Regions from separate parts of the Mus musculus genome. Here regions 1 and 2 are each linked to region 3. A link is a loop called in an ENCODE intact Hi-C map of the cell type or tissue named here. Cell type or tissue: heart. All regions are shown on one strand.

The links. Hi-C counts contacts between places; a loop is a spot of excess contacts. Peaks named below come from ENCODE experiments on the same cell type or tissue, not always from the same donor. Only the 100,000 strongest peaks of a DNase experiment are listed, where the experiment ranks them.
Region 1: a loop joins it to region 3, with 2.2 times the contacts of the local background. A loop is called at or near these places in 6 of 42 quality-filtered maps.
Region 2: a loop joins it to region 3, with 20 times the contacts of the local background. A loop is called at or near these places in 41 of 42 quality-filtered maps.

The regions. Positions count from the first base shown.
Region 1 is chr4:15,262,224-15,270,223 of GRCm38, forward strand. It overlaps Tmem64 (transmembrane protein 64), which reads left to right and starts at 3,597. Exons shown (of 3, transcript NM_181401.3): 1 at 3,597-4,526. The coding sequence starts at 3,729. Gm51436 (a long non-coding RNA gene) reads left to right here and starts at 4,534. Exons shown (of 2, transcript XR_003955370.1): 1 at 4,534-8,000. In heart, a CTCF peak has its summit at 4,486 (motif pointing right); DNase peaks (open chromatin) are centred at 3,478 and 6,528; H3K4me3 peaks cover 4,741 bases; H3K27ac peaks cover 3,021 bases.
Region 2 is chr4:14,957,984-14,965,983 of GRCm38, forward strand. It overlaps Necab1 (N-terminal EF-hand calcium binding protein 1), which reads right to left. Exons shown (of 13, transcript NM_178617.4): 10 at 7,923-8,000; 11 at 2,025-2,102. Among named protein-coding and RNA genes, the nearest start is that of Gm11837, 31 kb to the left of the region's middle. In heart, a CTCF peak has its summit at 3,073 (motif pointing right); no DNase peak of the experiment used is centred here.
Region 3 is chr4:15,313,126-15,321,125 of GRCm38, forward strand. It overlaps Gm29883 (a long non-coding RNA gene), which reads left to right. Exons shown (of 4, transcript XR_390426.2): 3 at 1,332-2,004. Gm29829 (a long non-coding RNA gene) reads right to left here and starts at 4,298. Exons shown (of 3, transcript XR_390425.4): 1 at 4,149-4,298. In heart, a CTCF peak has its summit at 4,365 (motif pointing left); no DNase peak of the experiment used is centred here.

The DNA of each region.
Region 1 (8,000 bases), 51 kb before region 3:
ACCAAGCATGTCCCAGAATTTTTCCTGTCCAATTACATTAGGGCAGCAGGAGGCCTGTGATTGGACAGGGAAAAGGAAGGCCGAGCTAAGAGTTGAAGAGCCAGAGAGCATCCCAGGGGAGAAAGAGAAAGATGGAGGCAGACGTGCACCATGGTGGCTTTAACCAGCCACAGGTAGTTATGATATCATAAGGTTAGAATAATTAGGATATAGCTTTTATCATTATCAATTGGTTCTGAAATTATTGTATTGGCTTCTTGTAAATTGAGAATTTATTGATACATAAATCTGATTGGTTAATTATAAGGTTCAAGAGTTTTGCTTTACTTGGTTACTGGTATGTGGGACTTCTGATGGCAGAGAGGGAACTAGAGGCTCCAGGGACAAGTGAGCCAGATGCTGGGGGTGGGGGGTGCGGCTGGAGAGAGTTGATGGTGGCAGGAGCTCCAGAAGCCTGTTGGCCCCTCTGGGGAGTTGGCGGGTTGAGAGAAGCAGGAGCTCAGAGAATTGACAGGTTCATTTTTTAATATTTCCTGAAACACAAGCAAACCAAAAACTTTATATTATAAATAAACAAAAAAACCTATTCCACTATACCATTCCTGGATGAATATACCCAAAGGACACTGTAATGTACTATGGAGGTACTTGCATATTCACGTTTATGGCTGCTAAGAAATGGAACCTTCCTATAAACATACTAAGGAAAAGAATAGATCCAGAAAATGTGTTACATATGTGATACATAAACATAAGCAATTTTTCTTCAGCTCCAATGAACTTATGACGTTGTAGAAATAAAGATGTAACACATCTTTTTTTTTTTTTTTTTTTGGTTTTTCGAGACAGGGTTTCTCTGTGTAACCCTGGCTGTCTTGGAACTCACTCTGTAGACCAGGCTGGCCTTGAACTCAGAGATCTGCCTGCCTCTGCCTCCCAAGTGCTGGGATTAAAGGCGTGCGGCACCACTGCCCTGCTGTAACACATCTTTTAAGTAAACTAAACCAGACTCAAAGACTTACTCTCACATATGTGAAACCATGTATGTGTGTGTGTGTGTGTGTGTGTGTGTGTGTGTGTGTGTGTGTGTTGAACTACAAAGTCAGAGGTCTGAAGGAAGCAGGGAAGAGTGAAAGAGATGGTTACAGAATATACAAATTGTTACATGAATGAAGAAGGGAATTAAGCGGGAAGGAGACTATTAAGAGTGGGTCAGGGGGAGAGGAAGACAATAGGAGAGTGGGGCAATAAGAACAAATTATGTATTAAAACTCCATAATGAACACATGACTTGGGAGGTTAACCTAAAATTCAAAGTCTGTCAGGTATTCTAGGAAGCTAGGTTATCCGGCCTCACCAGACAATAAAAATGGCAACTTCCACAGTGTCTTTAGTTGGGGAAGACAGACAGTGAAGGATAAAATACACAGGGAAATCTCAGGCAGGGCTTGTGCTAGGAGAAAAGTACCACAGCTCTTTGGCAGGCAGACTGGTCCTTCAGATGAGAGTCATCAGGGCTGTCATCTTTGAACAGAGGCCTGCAGAGCTTAATATGAGTAAGGAAAGGGAAACTAGACTTTCTAAGAGACAAGGGAAGACTATTCACCAGAGAGAGGTCAGCAGAGGTAGAGTGTGAACAACCTCAAGTAGGAGACTTGCGAATGCAAGAGAGAGCTAGGAGGCCAGTGTGCTAGTGTGGGAAGGGCAAGGGCAGTGAGGTAGGGATGGCAGCCAGGTGAGGTCATAAACACCTTTGTAGGCCAGGGGAGAGAGTTAATATTTTCCCATAAGGGTTTTAGGCTGATCATGCTGTGTAATGCAGCAAGGCAAGCCTCCTTTCCCATTGTAAAATGTAATCTTCATAATTCTACAAGAAATAAATTCTAGTGGCACAAGAGTGGAAACGTCCAGTTACAGTTTACACTGCAGTGGCCAGAGCACTGTGCCCAGTGGACACAGATGGTTATCTTGGATAGGCATGTGCTGCATAAATATGGGTGAACTGATCCAAGACTGGCCTGTGCAGAGCGCTGGCAGCCCAAGAGCTGGCTCAGAGCTAAGGGCTCCGCATCTGGATTTTAGTCTGCAATGTGAACTGGAAGCGAACACAAGGCTTCTGTACGGTATGGGAGTAAATGACAGAGCAGAAACGGAAATAGGAGTGCCTAGATGATGATGATGATCATCATCATAAAATATTAAGTAATATTTCGGCAGTCTTTCGGATTCTCTTCACAAGGTCCAAGTAGCATATTGATGCCTCAAGGTTTAATTTCTCAGACTTATTCTCATTCACACCAGTCAGAAGTGATGATATCACAGTGCCCTGATAATATAACTCTCACATGTCCGTGGTTTTTCTTCTCACTCATTTATATACTTCCATCAAGAAGTAACTGGGATTCTTACTCTTCACTCTGTGGAACACCAATAATTGACAATGGCAAAGAGAGAAAGGATTTTGGAAGGTTCCTAAAGCATCTAAAAGCTAGTCACAAGTCACTTGGCAGAATATATCGTGGAGACTGACCCAAACACGAGGCCTGGACATAGAAGTCAGCCTACTATGACCGAGTAGAGAATACAGGGAATATTTAGTACACCTACTACTATTCAGTCATCCATAACCATGGTCTTAACGGTTGCCTGTGTATCAATGTCAAAATTTCTAGGAGTGATAATTCATGTCAACGCCATATTCCTATTTTCAAACATCCACTGGAATGCCACTTTTGGGTGGATATCATGGACATCTCAACTCTGATGCATCAACTTCATTTGTACATAGTTGTAATATTTTCCTTAAGTCAATGGCTTTCTTCTATCTACTATCTCAGATAAGAACTCTAGCTAACATCTTTGATTCCTTACCTTGCTCTCCTAGCACTGGGTCAGTCATAAGTCTATACATAGCTCGTGAAAGGGCTGGTAACAGCAACCCTTTTTATAAAGGTCTTTTGAGGAATCTTTTCCACTCTACGCAGCACAGTGCTTGGCATTCAGGAAAGGACTAGGGTCTAGAAGGCACATTCTCTGAAGAGTGGCTCTTCACAACCAATTCCCTGGGCTCCTAAACAACCGAGTTATCTAGAAGCCACTGGGAGACTTTGCTCTCTGGGATGGTACAATTATCCTCCTACGAACAGATAAGAACTCCTCCCCTAAAGTCGCCAGACAGCTTTTGGGGGAGAGCGACACCCCACTGCTGGTTTGCAGGAAAGGTCAATCAGAAGCCAAAGAGAGGCACTTGGCAAGAGTCCCAGCAGCTGCGGCCAAGGGTCTTTGACACGCAGGCACGCGCGCGCCCGTGGAAGCTGAGAGCGCGCAGCCCCGGGTCCCCTTTCCGCTTCCCGTGGCCTCCCTCCGCCTCACTCTTCTGCCCCGGGCAGCCGAGGCCTCCGTTGCCTGAGAGACGCGGGTACCTCGCCACTCATCCGCAGCACCAGCCGGGCGTCACGGGGGCGTGACCGACCACCCAGCTATGTCTCCGCCCCCTCTGCGCGTGCCCCGCCCCTCGGGCCCAAGGGGGCGGGCTCTGCGGGCGCGGGGTCCAGACTCGACCGACTCCCGGCGGGACCGCGTCTCGACCGCCGCTGCCGCCCTTCTCCGGCCGTTCCCTCCCCGCGAGAGGACGCAGGGAGCCGAGGCCTGGCGTGCGGGGTGCCATGGAAGGCCGCAGGCGGGGGGACGCGGCGGGAGTGGAGACACTGGCCGGCTGAGGCCGAGGCATGCGGAACCCCGGTGGGAGCCTGCCCCACACGCTGCCCCGGGCCTTGCAGCACGCCGGTCGGACGGGAGTCGTGGAGCAGCCGGGCCGCTGGGCACCGGAGCGGACAGCGGGAGGGGACCGCTCGGAGGACCGCCTTCCCCGCGGGGGCGGGGCCAGCGCGGCGGCGGCTGCTGCTGCGGCGGCGGCCTCGGGCGCCCTGCTCGGCGCCTATCTGGAGCGCCACGGTCTGCCCGCGGCCTCGGACTTGCCGGCGCCGGCCGGGGCGTTGGCAGGCGGCCCCGGGAGCGGCGGCGGCGTGGTGGTCGGGGTGGCCGAGGTGAGAAACTGGCGCTGCTGCTGCCTCGGCAGCACCTGTTGGTGCCGGAGCCTCGTGCTGGTGTGCGTGCTGGCCGCCCTGTGCTTCGCTTCCCTGGCCCTGGTCCGCCGCTACCTGCAGCACCTCCTGCTCTGGGTGGAGAGCCTCGACTCGCTGCTCGGTGTCCTGCTCTTCGTCGTGGGCTTCATCGTGGTCTCCTTCCCCTGCGGTTGGGGCTACATCGTGCTTAATGTGGCGGCCGGCTACCTGTACGGCTTCGTGCTAGGCATGGGGCTCATGGTGGTGGGCGTCCTCATTGGCACCTTTATCGCTCATGTGGTCTGCAAGCGGCTACTCACCGCCTGGGTGGCTGCCAGGATCCAGAACAGCGACAAGCTGAGCGCCGTTATCCGCGTCGTGGAGGGAGGAAGCGGCCTGAAGGTGGTGGCGCTGGCCCGGCTGACTCCCATACCTTTTGGGCTTCAGAATGCAGTGTTTTCGGTAAGTGGGGTCCCCCTGGCCCCTCCTTCTCGTGCTCTCTCCAAATTTGTCTTTTAGAGGCCTTGTGACCACCCTAGGAGGCGCTCTGTATGACAGAAGAGTCATTGACATTTTTATGGCACCCTGAAAAAAATTACACTACAAATTCATATAACACAGCCCCTTGGAAGACCTGATAAAGAACTATCCCCCCCCCCCCCCCCCGTGCGTGTGTTTGTGTATGAGTTTGATAAAAAAAAAGTACTTTGGTAGCTCTTGAGCCATAAAGCTTTGTGACTTGACTTCCCCAGCTTTCTCTCTGCCCTGCATAAATGCAGCAGGGTTCAGATTCAGGTTTCTGGTTATATTGGAGCATGGATCGCTTTTGTTTTTAACAGTGGAGGAGGAGACAGCAGTAGACCCCAAGTTCTTGGAGTTTCCTAAATTTGTAGTAAGCTTCTTAAAAGTAGTTTGCTGTCTTGGAAAAGCTGAGAATCCTGTTTATCTTTGTTTAGAACTCTATTTGAAGTCACCTGGGTGGTTCATAAAAACAAAATGAGCACCGGCTCTTCTTACACACATTATCTAAAGACTCTTGCACTTATGGTCAGAGGTTTAGTTTATTCTGTGTAGGCTTCTATAGCGAGGATGCACCTGAGTTAAAGGTATAAATCATTGCTGGTGAGGTGGCAACCACTTGATGGGAACTTTATGGCCTTAGGACAAATTATGAAACCTAATCCGACTATGTTTTGTTTTCTAGCCCAGGCTATCCTAGAACTCACTGAGTAGCTCAGGCTGACCCTAGACTGGCAGTGATTCTCCTGCCTCAACCTCCCTTAGTGCTGTATTACAAACATGAATCCCCATGCCCAGCTTTGACTTTCCAGAAAAAAGACTGAATGGGTTTCCCACATTCAGTGATTGCACATTAGAGTTCATACCTGAGATTCCCAGGTATGCACCCGTCAACTGAAAGGAAACTGCATGTATTGAGAGATAGCAGTAAGTTTGGCCTCAGCCTTTCTCAGCTTTTATTGTTTCATGTTGTGAAATATGAACATAAACTTTGATCAGCCTTATAATAGATCAGCTGTACCAAGGCTTGGAAATATGATGGAGGATTAGGAGCATGTATAGTTTTAATTCTGGTGGTGTGATCTGTCTCTGGCACAACCTGCATCTTTTCTTGTCTACATAGTATGTGACAACTGCTATTCTAGGCTCTCTCCAGGTATCTTCCATTCTTCAGCTGGTACACATGACTTCCAATAGTTGTTGCCTACAACAGATGAGAAGACTATGCTGGTAGTCTGCTGTCCTGTCTTAGGCGTCTGCTGACCTTGGCTAAGGTGTCTTGTTCTTTCTGCACCTTAATTTGTTTGCAAAGTGAGGAAAGTATTGGGCCTGGCCTGTTAGGCTACTGGGATTACATGTGATATATATGTAAGAGTCTGACTTGCATTTCAGTGTTTATCTACTGTTTGCTCTTTATGTTGTAATCACCTATGGTCGTCTCGGAAGTAAATAAGTGGTAGAGCCAGACTTTGACCTATGGCTTAGACAGAGCCTCAGCCTGTGGCCCTCTCTGTTTCTTCATGGAATATTTATTAGCTAGTAAAGTCATGGATATTGAGGAAGATATATACTGATTACAACTTTTTCCTTTCCTAATGTCTCGTATATATTAAATTCATAAGAAGTACTATACTACTGCAAATAGTTTGAGGTTACTCAGTTTGTAGTTGAGTTTAACAGGGGTCAGGAGCCTTTCATTTTGGCATTACTGGATCAGGAGAAAAAAATAAAAAATTCTATTACAGGAGGATATTGTTACCATTTTAGATAGAAGAAAACAAAGCCTCATTTATTTATCTTGGAACTTTTAGAGTCACCTGCCGAGGCAGAACTGCAGTTGCAACATGTAATCAGCTGATGCAGTGTGTGTTTCTATACAGTTCTCAAACACAAACAGGCAGGATAGGTCAGGAAGCCACTGGATATGGTCTGTTGATTCACATCCTCCTCGGCTGTCTTCTCGCAGGAGAGGCCCTTTCAACCTCAGCAGTTGGCTGTGCTTGCTCAGGATCTGTGAGACGAGAAAGCACAGTGTAGGGTGAAGTTGGCTTTAACCTGATTTCTCCCTTTCGCCTTCTAGACCGTCATTGTGCCTCCACCCTCAAGGCTTCCTGCCGATCATACCTAGCCAAGCATACTTTTTGGTCTTCTACTTTTCTCCTTATTGAGTCTTTTAAAGTACTGCCCCCCTCCTGTTGAGACTAACTTCTCATTTTCTCAATGACCATGAATATAATTAGCGCAAAGAGAAACTTAGGTATAAAAGTCAGACAAAGCACAGGTTTTGAAAAAATAGTCTTTGCTTGGTTCCTGCTACGTGACATCTATGCTTCCTCATTTGTAGGTGCTGTAGAGTCATGCGTATCTACTAAGCTACTGCTTTGAAGGCATTATTTTTCCTTGCCCATCCTATTGTTGGTGCAGAAGCCAGTTGTAAAAGTTGAGTATATGGAAAATGAAAAAGGGCTCCCTTTGCTTCTAATTATTAACCATAATTCTTTAATTCTCTCTTGTATGCTAGAAAGAGATTAGCAAGCTCACACACAACATTTGATACTCTCAAAATAGAAAATATCACTACATAGTATTGATCCTTGAGCTATAAGAAACAAAATTCTTCAAGTGTGTTTCTCTCTCCCATCATTTCTTCTGGGGAACAGGTAAAACCTCTCCCTCTCTGCAGGGCCATTGGCGAAACCCTGTATCTGCAGGAAACCCTGTATCTGCAGGAAACCCTGTATCTGCAGGAAACCCTGTATCTGCAGGAAACCCTGTATCTGCAGGTCTCGTTGCATGTTGTCCTGATCTCGGGACTTAGAGTTTGCGTCTTGCTGAGGACGGTTCCTAACTGGACACATTTGAGATGGCTTGTATGCTTTTCTTACTAGAGTATTCATGGTAGCCTAAATTAGGCTGTAGTGATAACTTCTAGTTTTCGGTGGCCCAAAAGGGAAGTTTTATTCTGCTTGGTATGGGTTGTGTCAAACTTAGCTTTGGGGAAGGACCCACTGCCGTATGTTGTTTTGACTCTGGAATTTGGGCTGGCAGAGCCATTGCTTTGCACTTGGTTGCTGTCAGTAAGGAACTGCATTTTCTGCTTTAAAGTGTCGCTTGTAGTGATCTCGATTTTTCCTAGCCTGAGCAAGCTACACGGTCATGGGCATGAGCAAGTTGCCTGTCGTATTCTGTGAGTTCACATACCCTCCTTTGACTTCAGTTTTAAAGGAAAGGAACTAGATGACTGAGTTCACCATGTTGTGTGATTCTAAACTAGAGTTCACATTGAGATCCCCAGACACTCAGCCTTTCAACTTTTACCATTTTGCAGTTATGTACGATGAACATAAATTTTGACCAACTTTACAATAATTTACAATAATTTAAAATTTAAAAAATTTACAATAATAAATTTGTTCC
Region 2 (8,000 bases), 360 kb before region 3:
CAAATCCAACCTGATGTCAAGATTTGGAGTGGTTTGAACTAAATGCCCAGATATAGTCTGCTCTTGATGCTTATTTAACTTTAGTAGAATCTACAGAGTAGTAATTGTCACAAAATTTAAATGAAAGGCATTTAGGATAAGCATATTAGACATGCTACATTGGGAGGTAGGCTAAATCCCAGGAGAAATGGACAAATGAAAAGCAACTTGATATGTTCATATGTAAAGAACAGGAACTGTAAATTTTCCATGATTGGAGAATGAGGTGGGATTTAAACTATCTTTAACAAGGCCAGAATGCTTGGAGTTGCTGTCAGGGTCCCTGCCTGAAGTGCTATAGTTGGTACTGACTGTGTCTTCATTACTACACAGTGAGTGCCAATTATTTCTCACCAGGCAAGCACTCTGCTGCGTCCCTGGACTGCCCCTTGAAGCCACAAAAAACAATGTAAGATGAAATACAAATCAGTTGAACTTCCCAGACTTCTCTTACCTTTATTACTATATTTAGCACTTCCAAACACTGATAGTGAGAGTTATATTTTCTGTGCTACCTAAAATCACCAGGAACTGTTTATGTAATAGAATAAAAAGTTCCTTCATGTCATATTTAAAATTGCATATTTGTTAGTAAATTTACTAGATTGTGACATAGTACAGCACTGGAATACTTTTAAGTATAGGAGTTGAGTTACACTTAAATAAATTGTGATGACCAACAGCTACCAATATTAGGTTTATTGTAGCTAGAAACATAGTCATTAAGGACAAAAGACAGTAACATATTTCTTCCTCTCTCCAAATTGTCAAGAAAGGAACAGGAAAGAAAACACCATTGATTAAAGTGTGGGAGATCATGAAACAATCACTAAGTACAAAACACTATAAACTACCCCCTGCCCTCAGTTTGAACTATGTTAGCTCCTGTCACTACCCTGGAGCACGCTCTATGCACCCATGTGCTTTCTGCCACCTTTTTATTTTATTTTTTTAAAACATAGCATGATTTTCCACACTTTATAAAAAAAAAATTTTTTTTTTACATTTTTCCTCTCAAAGTTGGTTTGTAACTTTTTCCAATGTCTTTTATTCCTTTTTGTATTTTTTTGGTAATGTTTTAAGGACATTAAAAACATATTGACCACTGTGTATAGTTTAAATGAAGCAGAATGATATTCACAGAGCAAAATGATATAGTTCATGAAGCATGATGCCCAATCACTTATCCTCCTTAACACCCACGGCCCTCGTGTGTTAAGGCTTCTATTGCTGTGAACAGACACCATGATCATGGCAACTCTTATAACGGAAAACTTTTAAATGGGGCTGGCTTGCAGTTCTGAGGTTTTGTTCATTATTAACATGGTGGCATGCAGACAGACATGGTACTGTAGAAGGAGCTGAGAGTTCTACATTTTGACCCACAGGCAGCAGGAGCCTTTCTGTCACACTGGATGTAGCTTGAGCATATGAGACCTCAAAACCTGCCCCCACAGTGACACACTTTCTCCAGCACCACATCCGCTAATAGTGCCACTCCTATGATCCAAGCATTCAAACCATAAGTCTATGGGGTGGGCATTTATTCAAACCACCACACTTGTTGAATTCTGTTTCACCAAGAGCATCAGTAAAATGCAAATACTTAAGGTGGGATCAGTATGAAATAAATTCTGACAACTGTAGGATTTATTGTAACAAGGAAGGCAAGTTTTAAGATGAAGTAAACACCTCAGACCTGGTGGTGCAGGTCTGGAATTCTGGCTAAAGCATTTCAAATTCAAGACATGACTGGGTTATAGAGTAAGTGCAAGATCGTCCTGGGCAACTGAATGGACTTCATTTCAGAGCATAAACTTACAGGGCTTCTGGGATGTAACAGTGATGGAGTGCTTACTCAGCACGCTTAAGTCCTTGGTTCATCTCTAGCACCAAATAAATCTTTTCCAACAGTCTAAACGCTTCATCGTGTACATTGCCACCACCCCCAACAGAAAACAAGTAATTTTTTCCTCGGAACTTACCGGTTCCACACACTGCTGTTCTCCCAGAACTCATAAATCATGTAGCGAGATTCGTTTGAGAGCTTCTGTATAGAGATACTGCAATAGAAAGGCATGATTGGGCCTTGGAAGTTACAGAAGCAGACAGAGGCGTAGGGGAGATGACTCGGGGCAAAGTAGAAATACCAACTCGAAAGATCTTCATGGCAAGCTGTCTAAGTTTGCCTCAATGAAGAATGTGGAGACCAACCAAGGAAGACTTCCAACAGCCTCAGGCCTCCAGGGTGTACATGTGTGCCCACACATTCGCTGACACACATACCCATGACACACTACACTCACACAACCAAAATTTCTCATCTGTATATGTAGTATACAACAATGTTACCTATATGTATAAGAAACAAAGTGGCCTGAGCCAGGAAGAATAGTAAACGGCTTTATCAAGAACTGAATAGCTCAGGGTATCTATTTTGGCATACAGTTTTAGATTAATATCTTTGAACACTTATTCAAAGTTCCTAGTTGTGTATTTTGTGTTTTATATATATCTGTGCACCATTTTCATTCCTGGTGCCCATGGAGGTCAGAAAAGGATATCATATTTCCCTGAAATGAGGGTAAGAGTTGTGAGCCACCACGTGAATATTTCAAATATTCACCAGAGTCCTCTAGAAGAGCAGCTAGTGATCCACTGAGCATCTTTACAGTCCCCCATTTGAAAATGTTACTAAACATCTCTCATGCCAAAATTTACTAAAAATTCTTCGTTTTTAAAACTGTCCTGCTCATGGCCGTGTAGAGTGTAATAGAGGGCAGCTGTCATATAAAGCCTAGAGAAAAGTTAAACAAGCAAGAACACAGATGAGGACGATCCACATCAACATCAGAACAGCGCGACAGAGGGACGTGGCCATGAGGGTCATGAGCTTGTGTAAGAAGAAACAGACCTGAGATGCATGTAAAACTCAATGACATCTTTCTTAGTCTAATGTTTCAAAGTATATTTAAGACTCTACCGATGAAATTAATGCAGATTTAGGATTTACCTATTTGTGACCACCAGGTGGCAGTAACTTCACGAACGGAATTGAAATCTATTTTAGTTTTAAAAGATCCTGCTCATGGCAGTGTGGAGTATGCTTAAAAGATATTTTCTTTCCCTTATTCTTGTAATACTGTTTTTTTTTTAAAATATAATTTGGTCCCTTGGGTATGATGTGCTAATGTTGCCAGTTCAACTTAAGATTTTTCTGAATAAGTGTTTGCTATATGGTAATAGTTTAGTACATCAGAGAGTTTGTAATTTTCTGACCCCAGGAGTTCACGGTAAGCTTTGTGACTTTTCCCATAAGCCTCTGCAGTGGCCTGAAAACTACTGTGCTTATATATGTTTATCTGGGACGAGAACTGATAGCTTATTCAGTGTCTTGAAGGTGTCCCTAATGCTCAAATAGAACCTAATAGTATATCGGGCAAATTTCAACTCTACTTTTTTAGGATAAAGATTAAAACATCCACCCTAATATTTCAGGTCATCATTAATTGCCTCTTGCAAACTAATTATTGATATTACTCATTATATTAAAAGCCCAGTAATTGTGCTATAAAAATATTACATTTTCTGGACTAGCACAGAAAGGCCTATAAACTTAGTAATTCCAGCATTTGAAAGACAGATGCAGGAGGATCTTAAGTTGGAGTCTAGCCTTGGCTAGCTGGTGTGGTATCCCTCAAATAAGCAAGCACTGAAGACATATGTCATTGGTAGAGCACTAGTGTAGCAGGTGTTTGATTCTCAGCCTTGCCCTCCCAGTGAAATTCACATTAGCACAATACCCAAGCTTGTGAAAGACTGAGGATTAGGTAGGAAGGATATTATAGGGTGATGGGGTAAAGAATGTCTTAACAGAACTACCTCTCATCAAGTGTGCCACCTTTAACCCGTTACTCAATCTCAGTTTACCCCTCTGTGAAATGGTTGTATGAGGAATGGAGAGGAGGCCCTCTTACTCTTGGCTTTCTTTCTTCTCTGAGTGCCTGCCCTGCTTAACCCACAGGGCCAAACTAGTGGGAAAAAGAAGTAACAGGAGAGGCACCCCACATTTCTACAAACAGAGGTCTGGGTTTAGTTACCATAGTTTATCTTATCCTTACAGATTAGTGATTAATAATACTTCAGTGCACCCCATTAGTTCTTAAGGGTATCTCAAGATCGAGTCTTGGCATGTAATCCAGACATGGTTCCTAGGCCCCTGGCATTGGAAATATGACCACATCCAAAGGAATTTTGCAGCTGAGAGCCTCAGAGATCACTTAGCTCCAATGGGAAAAAAACAAAACAAAAACAAAAACAAAAACAAAAACTAGCGAATTTTAGGACAAGAATATGATTTGATTTGCCCACTACCTTAATGAGTAGGGATTCTGTTTCCAATGTTTGATCATAAGAAGCATTTGAAGGCAGGAGCTATTTCCTGTCTCGTGTTGAGGACTATTCTAAGAGCACATTGTCTATCCATTTATCCCACTGCTGCTCTCTTACAAAATCTGCTGAACATTTGTAATTGCACAGAAAGTGCGCAGCATATAATGATATATCATTATATAGCAACTCACATGAATGATCTGCCTGAGTTTTTCTCCAAGTGTGTGTGTGTGTGTGTGTGTGTGTGTGTGTGTGTGTGTGTGTACCAGCGTGCATACAGGATGGGTGTGCGGAAGTCAGAGATAAGCTGTGGAAGTCAGTTCTCTTCTTTCATCACATAGATCTCATTGAACTCAGGCCATTGGGCTTGATGGCAAGCACCTTCACACCCTGAGCCACCTTGTTAGCCCTCACCAGTCTTTAAAGACCCAATTGGCCCAGCCTCTGTCTGTCCTCGGACTTCTACTTTCTTGGTGAATACTCAGAACAAGTTCTAATTCAGTTGCCTGAGTCTAACAAGATTATTACTGATATTACTGGAACTTGAAGGATCTTGTGTTTGTACTCAACCCCCAGTTAGTCACAAAGATAATTCAACTATTTTTAAGTACAGATGAGAAAGATTAAACACGCAGTTTTGAGTGAATCTTGAGCAAGTTTTTTAATGCACCAGAGCCCTGTTTTTTTTTTTTTTTTTGTCTAAGCTGGGTGCAATATATGCCTGTAATGATTCCCGTGAAAACTAAATAAGAAAATTGATGCAAAATTGCTAATCTTCTAAGGCTTCACCCCATGGCAGCACTCTTCGTCTTGTGTGGTGAGGCTTGGCTAAGCACTATGGGAGATGAATCCTTGCTAATTCATAGCGCTTCACCGACTCAGCACTAGGCAGCTGTGGAGGGTACACAGGATCCCAATGGCTGACATTAGTGGCATTTGATGATTCAACAACACATAGAGAACATAACTGATTCACTTATACATCTGAAAAAACTGAATTAAATGGGCAATGTCTCTTCCACAGGTGTTCCACCCGTGTGGTCGTTTTCTGACACTCATTACATCTGTATACATCCTGACGACCCCTGCAAACGAAATTAGCTGCAGAATCTGCATGAAGTGCATGAAGTCCACTAAGAAACACAGCGGTGTTTGAAGGAAAAGGCAAGGCTGCACGTCTATCCTTCAGGAAATGGATTCTCTCCTCTCCTCGCCTCCATGCACAGCAGGGACAGTTCTTCCTGATTCCGCATGGTTTGCACCAAGCATCACAGATTTTCTAACTCTCTGACCCACCCACAGCAGGTTCCTTCTCTTCTGGGGCTATTTGCACCCAGGTTCCACAGCATTTGAAAATAGTGTTTCAGAATCTTGAAAACTTTTGTACCTTTTTAATGAATATAAAACATCTAACCAGCATGGGAATTTGGCATAGACTTTTCTTCTTTCTATCTTTGTCAGTTCAAAAAGCATTTACTGAGTTCAACCTTCTTCAATTGCATAGGTGCCTTTCTGTATTTTTGAAGCAGTTTTATTTTTAAATGAGTAGGCTTTGAAAAACTACATACACCCCTGCCTTGGCAAATCTCTAATTCTTCCAAGAGTAAAATGCTTTTATTTGTGCTTTTATGACCCTGACACAAAGTAGAATAGCAATCAAGGAAGTGCAGCCTTTCCTAGTGTCTGTTACAGAGGCCACACTGGGAAGTTGTGAGGAGTTAGTGATGCTCATACTGCAGAGATGGGAGAGCAGCCAGGAAGAAGGCATTGGTGACTGCAGCTCACATTTCATTCCTCAGTGGATGGAAGATACTGTTGGGTAGTTCACACATAAACGTTACATATAAACATTTCATGAGACGTGTGTGTGTGTGTGTGTGTGTGTGTGTGTGTGTGTGTGTACTAAGGATTGAATCCAAAGGCTAATACATGCTAGTCAAGTTCTACCTCTGTAGTACATTCATAATTCTTTCTGTGTTTGAGAGAAAGTCTCACTAAAATTGCCCAGGTTGGACTTGAACTCATTCTGTCACTTCGGCAATGCCTCATTGCGTTATCTTCCTGTCTCAAGGAGCTGGGACCACAGGCCGGTGTGAGCATGTCTGCCTTCATGAGGTTCTTGATGATGAAAGTTGAGGTTTGCAGTCAGTGAGATTGCCCAAGACACAAGGCTGTGTATCCCTGGCTTTAATTCCCGTTTCCTTCTAGCTTTTTTCCCAAGACCTGATAAGTAGGTTTCACCATAAATAAAAAATTAATTAACCACCAGGAAGAAGAGCAGAACACAGACATAATACATGTGTTTCTATGAAGACAGTTGTACATCACACAAACACACATCTGCTAATGTTTAAAGACCATTAGGGAATGCAGTTGAAATAATTTCACAGGAAGGGGTATATGTTGTGGAAGTTTTCTGAAAACAGGTGAGTTTGGGCCTGTGCTGTGGATGTCTGACAGCATGAGAGAGCAGCTGAGTGGATATTTAAGGAGCAGCCTGGCCAGGTCTGAGGCATGTTAAGAAGCAACACATACTGCTGGATTATGGACAGATGACCGTGTATATGGGATTCCGTGTCTAGACAAAGAGCTAGCATTCGACAGGATATGCCTTGGAGGGGCACTGTAGAGTTCCCATGGCAGGAATTCTACCATTGTTTGTGGAAAATGATGCACATACTGATTTACGGGACCAGTCATATCAAGAAACTACAGATGCAGTTTAGCATGTTCTATTACTCTTTACATAACAGCTGAGAGGAAGCTATGAAGTGAAGAGAGAAAATAAATGCTGCCGCTGCTTCTGTGAAATAATCATGGTCTGAGAGCATAATTTTGGAGAGCCCTTCTATTTCCACAATGGCAGAAATGATCATTAGTCCACAGGGCAATCAAAGCCAGACCCCCATGAGTGAAAGCCTTCTCTACAAAGATGATTTTCAACGAGTGCTGGTTGCTGTGTGCAGAAGGGGGAAATTTCGATCTATTTGAAACCTTCCTCATTCACAGTTTATTTCCATTTTATTTCCCTCGGTGTGCCAAATGATTAAATCAACGCTGGTTCAAGGATCAAACAAAATATCCTGCTAAACTCTGCAAATGTCATAACCTAGATGGCTGGATGGCTCCGCAGAATTTAACAGGAGGATTTGAAAATGCCTATATAAAGGAAGGCTACTGGTTTTTCTGAGTTAATTTTGTGTCCGGCCACTTTACAGAAGGTGTTTATCAGCTTGATAATTTTTCTCTGGTGGAAGTTTTGGGGTCACTTGTGTATACGCTATCATATTATCTGCAACTAGTGATACTTTTGAGTTCTTCTTCTCCAATTTGTATCCCCTTGATCTCCTTTAATTGTCTTATTGCTCTAGCTAAAACCTCATACTGAAGAATGCTCTGGAACCTCCCCCCACCCCCATCAAACCTCCCACTTTTGCCAAGGGTGAAAGGCTGGCAGTGGGGGAGGGGCTGGCTTGCATATGAGCACTCACCGCAGGCATCCACTTTGAGCTGAAGCACTCTCCACATAGTGCTTCAGAGCAAGCTGGAATTCTTCCAGATCCTCTTCT
Region 3 (8,000 bases):
CCCCATAGGAAGAACAATAATATCAACCAACCAGAAGCCCCAGAACTCCCAAGGACTAAACCACCAAACAAAGAATACACATGAAGGGACCCATGGCTCCAGCTGCTTATGTAGCAGAGGATGGACTTATCTGGCATCAGTGGAAAGGGAGGCCCTTGGTCCTGTGGGGACTTGATGCCCCAATGTAGAGGAATACTAGGGCAATGAGACAGGAGTGCATGGGTGCCTGGGGAGCACCCTCATAGAAGCAGAGGGGAGGGGGGAAAAGATTGTACCTTATAAAGCATAGCACATTAGGTTTGTCAACTTCTTCATATTCAGATATTTATTTTAGATTTTTAATAAGTAAGAAAATTCTAGCTGGAAAATAAAATATGAAAATAATATTTAAATAATAATTTTATTTAAAGTTATTATTTGCCTTTTAATGATATCAAAATGAAGATGTAAATATCCTACTGGCTATTGTCTTAGTCAGGGTTTCTATTCCTGCACAAACATCATGACCAAGAAGCAAGTTGGGGAGGAAAGGGTTTGTTCGGCTTATACTTCCATGCTGCTGTTCATCACCAAGGAAGTCAGGACTGGAACTCAAACAGGCCAGGAAGCAGGAGCTGATGCGGAGGCCATGGAGGGATGTTACTTACTGGCTTGCTTCCCCTTGCTCAGCCTGCTCTCTTATAGAACCAAGACTACCAGCCCAGAGATGGTCCCACCCACAAGGGGCCTTTCCCCCTTGATCACTAATTGAGAAAATGCCTTACAGTTGGATCTCGTGGAGGCATTTCCTCAACTGAAGCTCCTTTCTCTGTGATAACTCCAGCTGTGTCAAGTTGACACAAAACTAGCCAGTATAACTATGTTACTAGGAATGTTAATAACTTAATTAATGGAGGAACAAATGATTTGACTGGGGGATAGAAGTAGCATCTTTTGTTTTTGGTCACAATTCATGGCTCACTGTCAGTTGTATAGGAATGCTGCTATTGCTTATTGGAGACTATCTAACCAAACCTGAGCGCTTTGAAGAAGATGTCTTTTCTGTGTTCTAGAGTTTACTGAGGATGAAATGATCAGTGTTTTTGGTTGGCCACAGAAGGCTGCTGAGGTTTCAGCAGCCTCAAGTATTCCGTCTGATAGTTAGCTCTGAATAGGCTAATTAATATTTTATGTGACCTATTACTGCTCCACAAAAGAGAAATGAGGTGGGGGCCCAATGCTCATGGCTGCTCTGGGAAACTCTTAGGACTGGGAAATATTGGTAACACATTTTAAAATAAATTAACCACTAATTGAAAATAAATTAGGATGTTGACATTGTATTCTCAAAGGGCCAGCAAGCAGTCTTGATACAAAATCCTGAAGAAAACTGAAACTTGATTCTGCAAGAAAAGGCTGTGTTAAGATATGACATATTTGAAGGATGAGTCGGCATTTTTAAAGAAGTTTAAAAAAGTTAATTGACAACCAGAATGGATTGATGGGATATATCTTATCCATAGCCACTGGACTACACAAAAGATGGTAAATATCAAACCTCATTAATAAGCGAATGCTAATAAACATGTGCATAATAAAATGTTTACAGGTTTATAGTTTGCATTACTCTTTTATATATTTGATGTTATTTAATCCTCATGAAAAGTCCTAAATGTTGAGAACACAGACTTTCTGGGAAAGAAACAGAAGTTTATTGTGTCTGAATGACTTCTTGGCGTGTGTATAAAATCTTGACAGGTTTTGGGTGCAGTGTCCTTGATGGCTCTGCCAGAACACACTGCAACCTTCAGTGCTGCCTCCAGCTCACTAAGACAACCAGGAAGTGTTCTCTCTTGCCTTTAATCCACTTGATCACAGGGCCACGTTCGCCTATGCGATGCTAGCAATGCTTGCAGTGATGTGCCTCACCAATCGAACTCAATGGCCTTCGTCGCACAGCCAGTGAAAGTTTTACTTAATTCCTTGAGTGTATTTGGTTCATCTTACCTTCTCCTAGACTTCATGGTAAGCAGTTATGCCATATAGGAAACCAATTATATAATTATAGTAGAGCATTTTCAGCTTTACAAACTCCGTTTGATAAATTCTTTCTTGCCACTGGTACTATAATTTGCTGTCAATAAGGACTTGATACGTTTTAGTGAGTTTAAGAATCTACACTGTTTAAACAAATGTGAGTGTGCATTTGTGTGTGTGTGTATGAGTGTGAATGTGGATACATGTCAGTGTTTAGAATCCAGAGGTTGACATCTGGTGTCCTTTTCAATCTGTCTCTGTATTTTTGAAGAATATACTCACTGAACCTGGAGTTCCTCTGTTAGGTATTAGTCAATAATAGCCAGTGTGCCACAGCTGTCTCCACCTTCCCAGAGCTGGGATTCCAAGTGTGTACCCCCATGCTCCCAACTTTGTACTTCGGTACTGGAGGTCAAACTCAGGTCCTCATGCTTTAGAGCTCACACTTTGCCAACTGTCTTAATTTTTGTAACAAAATTTTAATCACGATTAATATTAATTTTTCTGTCTCAACGAAATGATCTGGGATGAAAAGGTTCAGAATGTTCATGGATAAAATCTTATCTAACACAGTTTACAATTTGTTTTGCAAAGAGTTCCAGTGAAGATCCCATTGACACAGGAAACACACTTTAAAATAAATTAGGCCAAAGGGATTAATCTTTTCTTTAAACTTTTTAATATCTTTGCGGTTGAGCCTTGTCCTATTTGTATTTATATATTTAACTAATTATATATTGAAACTTCAAAACTGATATGAGAACCTACTAGTTCTTCTTAAACAGCCATTTCCTCCCTTTCCCTTTTGTAGTCCATTGCTTTCCTTCTATTGTTTGCACAGATTTTTCAGGACTGGCCTATTGACTCAAGCCCGTTCTAAACACAGAGTCAGCTCACAGATAGGAAAGGCAGTCTTGTCAAAAGTTCACATTGAGGAACTTTAGATGACAAAAGAGTAACTCACTGGAGATTAACTTTAGGATTCTTTTCTATACTAGCTTCTGTCAGGCTTCAATAATTTGATCTTTGAATAAAGACCATATTAAAAAGTATTAGTAAAATATTAGTCAAAGTCAAATAAAAATATATTCTTTCAGTGAAACTCTCCAGTGAGCCAAAGCAAACAGCGACAGCCGTGTTCACAGACTGTGGTGTCCAGCTGTGTTCACAGACTGTGGCGTCCAGCCTTGAGGATCTGTATCAGAGTTCATCTCCACTGTCAACCCAGGTTAGACAAGTGAGGCCAGTGGGAGCTGAGCAGAGGTCACATTAAAGTTCTCTCTGCTGCTCCATCGAGCACCTCAGTGAAACAGTAACGCAATGTGATGCAGTATCCATTTAGAAGTACTGCACAAAATATTGAAATTACTTTTTATATATATTCTAATATCTATGTAATTTTCTTTTTCCCTCTCTCATACACACACAGACATATATATACACACATACATACACACACAGACACACACACACATATATATATGTATATATATATATGTACATATATATATAAAAATTGTTTTCTATTTATTTGAAAAGCAAGGTATTACTAAGACAAGTCAGAATCGTGTATTTCTTTCTTACCAATAAAGAATTTTCTAATAAGGGCTGTAAGATAATTCAATGGATCAACACTTGCCCACAAGTGTGAGGACTACAGACCAGATCCTCAGAGCCCATGTCAAAAGCCTGCAGATGTGATTCCCTTCTGTGATCCTAGTACATGGGAGCCAGAGAGAGGGGATCCCTTGAAATGCTAGTTAGATTAGATGGAATTGGTGAGCTTCAGCTCCAGCCAGAGACACGACCCCAATAAAGCAGAGCAAACTCAAGGAAGATACCTAGCAACCACTGAGCACATGTGAGCACATGTACATGCACATACTACACACATACACACACACACACACACACATACGAATCACGCACACATACGAATCACACACACGAATCACACACACACACATACACACACACACACACGAATCACGCACACACACACACACACACACACACACGAATCACGCACACACACACACACACACACACACACACACGAATCACACACACACACACACACACACACACACACACACACACACGAATCACACACAAAATAAAGCTGTATCTACCTGAAAAATACCCAGTTCTGGAAGGCTGGTTTTGCTGTTAAGTCACTTGCTGGACAAGCATGAGGATCAACCCTTGGCCATGAATACCTGTAACTTCAGATCTGAGTGGGGCAGACACAGGAGCCCAGCCTAGAAAACATGAGCTTCAGGTTCAGGGAAAGACCTGGTCTCAAGAAGAGAGGCAAAGAGTGATTTAGAAGGACATCTGATGCCCTCTTCTGGCCTCCACACATGCATACAAACAAGCACATCAGTGTGCACACAAGCATTCTCTCTCTCTCTCTCTCTCTCTCTCTCTCTCTCTCTCTCTCTCTCTCAGGCATACACACACAGAATAAAAATTTTAAAAGTTCAAAAGAATTCTCCAATGAATTGATTTCTTAGCATAATTCTTGTACTGTGACTAATTAAGGTAATTCTTGGAAAACACTATGGTGTTCACTCTGAATGTGGTATGCTGTTAAGGCCGGTATGAGTAGAGAGCTTATTTGTATCACTCTATAATGAATTCCTACTTGAAAATTCTATAGGTTAACATGTTTTTTTTTAAATAGGCAGATCCAAATTTGACTTTAAAAAAGCAAAATGGTTTTCAACCTAAATACAATCTTTAATAGATTACACAAATTATCTATTACCTTGTCGTTATACAGTAGTGTTTATGGTAAATGATTTGCCCTAACACAGGCTAACATAAGTGCTTTGGGCACATTATCACAGGTTGGGCTGTGATGTTAGATGCGTTAAATGAGTTTTGACCTTTTGATGGGCTATGACATTACCAGGCTAAGAATTGAGGAGCACTTCCATGTACCTTAATGTGTATTTCTTTTTTTCTGACATTTACGTGTATTTCTTTTTGTGGTTTTTTTTTTTTTTTTGTACTCTGACATTCAGAAAGCTTTGGAACTAGTGTGTTGCTTAAATGCTGTTATCCACTGAGCTCATATGTCTAAAACTATCTATTCGCTTCCCCCAGATATGCCATCTTGCCATCTTGATTTAATAATAAGCTGTTTTCAAATCTTGCAGGAATGAAATAAAAATCCATTTCAACTTTAAGCAAGTAAATCATGTATTCACATGGTTGTTTTGTTTTTTTTTAGAAGTTTGTCATAATAGACAATACTCCCAGACACATTAGAATATTTAACTGGAGAATAAAAGCATTTGTGTATTCTTGAGCACCTAAGAAGAAGATGGAGGTGGGGGTGGAACCCTTCCTTTTGTGTCTAAGAAAATGCATGTATCTAGTCATTCATAGATGGTAGCAAAAATCTAAAGATCCTGTCTGCTACGGTGACTGGGAGACCCATCAGTTCACCAACAGAATCTCTTTCTAGGGCTCATCTGTGACGTTTATAAAGACTGGCTTATTTTTAAAAATCCAGTGCTGAAGTGAGCAGAGATGCCATATGGTTGATATCTCACAAACAGAAGACTATTGGTGGGAAATACGTGAGCAAAGAATCTTAGGGACTGTGACACATGGCGACTAGTGGGATACACACTTTGGTGTGGAAAGATGAGCATTAGTGAACTCTTCGGTCTGGTAATGAACTACAACTTGCCATGCTGCATCAAAGCTCACTAAGCCAGAGACAAGAAACTCAGAAACACAGAGTATTAGCAATGATGTTACAAAACCAGGAGGGGCAGAAACTCAAACATTCATCGAAACCTCACTTACTCCTTGACCATTGTACCATGCACTGCAGGGAACCAGGGCACATCCACCAATACATTCCAATGGCCCCGTAACACATCAGAGGCTTATAGTCACAGCGCAGGGCTGAACATCCTCAAGTTGTGTCATCAGCTCAACATCATATCCTCTTGCCTTCAGCTGTCACCATCCTTGGCCACAAAGGGGAGCCAGTTACCATGCAATTGATCTGCTGCCCTCATGATAACCCAAGGGAACAGAGTTCATTTCACCTTGCTTTGAGATAAGGAAACTGAGGCTCTGAGAAACCCACGCCAATGAAGGTGGGTGGCTGAGCTATAACTCAAGCTTAGGTCTGTTAGAAATGAAGTCTTTTCTGGAAAGAGTCACTGTTGTGGCTGCTGCTTACACAATCGATTCAGAAGCCTCCAGATCCAGCACTGCCTGACCCGTCTCTTCAGAAAAGTGTGCGTGGCTTTCTGCATGGTGACCTTGCCATGATCTACGGCTATTCTGCTGTCTCACAGATGTTACTCATTCTTTCTCTCCATAGCACCACTCATGGGAGTCATCTCAAGATGATTGCTTCTATTCCCAGTGGATGTGCCCTTTTCCAAACCTGGGAATCTGCAGTCACAACACTTTGTCTACATTTTTTTTAGTCAAGAACTTTGATAGCACTAGGCTCACATCATGAACAATGATGGAGTGAACAGGATGTGAATTTGGCTGTTGTGCTGTTCTTTCTTCTTTGTCTTGGCTCACACTGCAGGATTTAAATCACATGGCTATATTGACAAAAGTGGCATGACAACCATGGCTATAGCATGATTGGTACCTTGAAGATGCTGGCACAACACTTCCACAAAGCTTGCACAAAACTTTCCCTGCAGCCACACCCACCCGGACCAAAGGGGAAGTATTTGCTCCTATGGCCTAGCAAGGGACTCTTATGTTCAGAGCAAAACAAATCATGCTTTCACTGGTATAAGCGTAGCATAGAGGTCTGCTATGGTTGGTTTGTGGTTGTGTATGAGGAGGTCACCGTGTGAGTGGAAGCCAGGCAGGCTGAGATACAGAAGCATCAGAACCAGACAGTCACTGGCAAATGTAACAGTGCACTGACAAGACAGAGAAAAACCTCAGAGCAGGCAAGGGATCAGGGTGACAGCCAAGATTGCAGCCATAGCACTGACAGTGTTAGTGCGAGAAGCGTTAGAAGCCTGAGGTCCAAAGGTCTGGGACACCCTTGGACCTGGAGTGGTAACCTGGTCTCTCCCTCTCCCTCTGTCCCTCTCCCTCTGTCCCTCTGCCTCCCCTCCCCCTCCCCCTCCCCCTCTCCCTCAAGGTCTTGGAAACCTTGACACCGTACACTTGGGAGTTGTAATGAAAGAACTGTCAAGAGCTGTGGAATTAATTCTACATGGGCAGCACTCCTGCTGCAGACATGATTTCTATAGTGGGAGAAGAAAGGACACTACTGCCATCTGATTAGTAACACTTAGAGTAAAGCTAGGAGTAAGTGTGTATCACATCTGATTAGTAACACTTAGAGTAAAGCTAGGAGTAAGTGTGTATCACATCTGATTAGTAACACTTAGAGTAAAGCTAGGAGTAAGTGTGTATCACATCTGATTAGTAACACTTAGAGTAAAGCTAGGAGTAAGTGTGTATCACATCTGATTAGTAACACTTAGAGTAAAGCTAGGAGTAAGTGTGCATCACATCTGATTAGTAACACTTAGAGTAAAGCTAGGAGTAAGTGTGCATCACATCTGATTAGTAACACTTAGAGTAAAGCTAGGAGTAAATGTGCATCACATCTGATTAGTAACACTTAGAGTAAAGCTAGGAGTAAATGTGCATCACATCTGATTAGTAACACTTAGAGTAAAGCTAGGAGTAAGTGTGCATCACATCTGATTAGTAACACTTAGAGTAAAGCTAGGAGTAAGTGTGTATCACATCTGATTAGTAACACTTAGAGTAAAGCTAGGAGTAAGTGTGCATCACATCTGATTAGTAACACTTAGAGTAAAGCTAGGAGTAAGTGTGCATCACATCTGATTAGTAACACTTAGAGTAAAGCTAGGAGTAAATGTGCATCACATCTGATTAGTAACACTTAGAGTAAAGCTAGGAGTAAATGTGCATCACATCTGATTAGTAACACTTAGAGTAAAGCT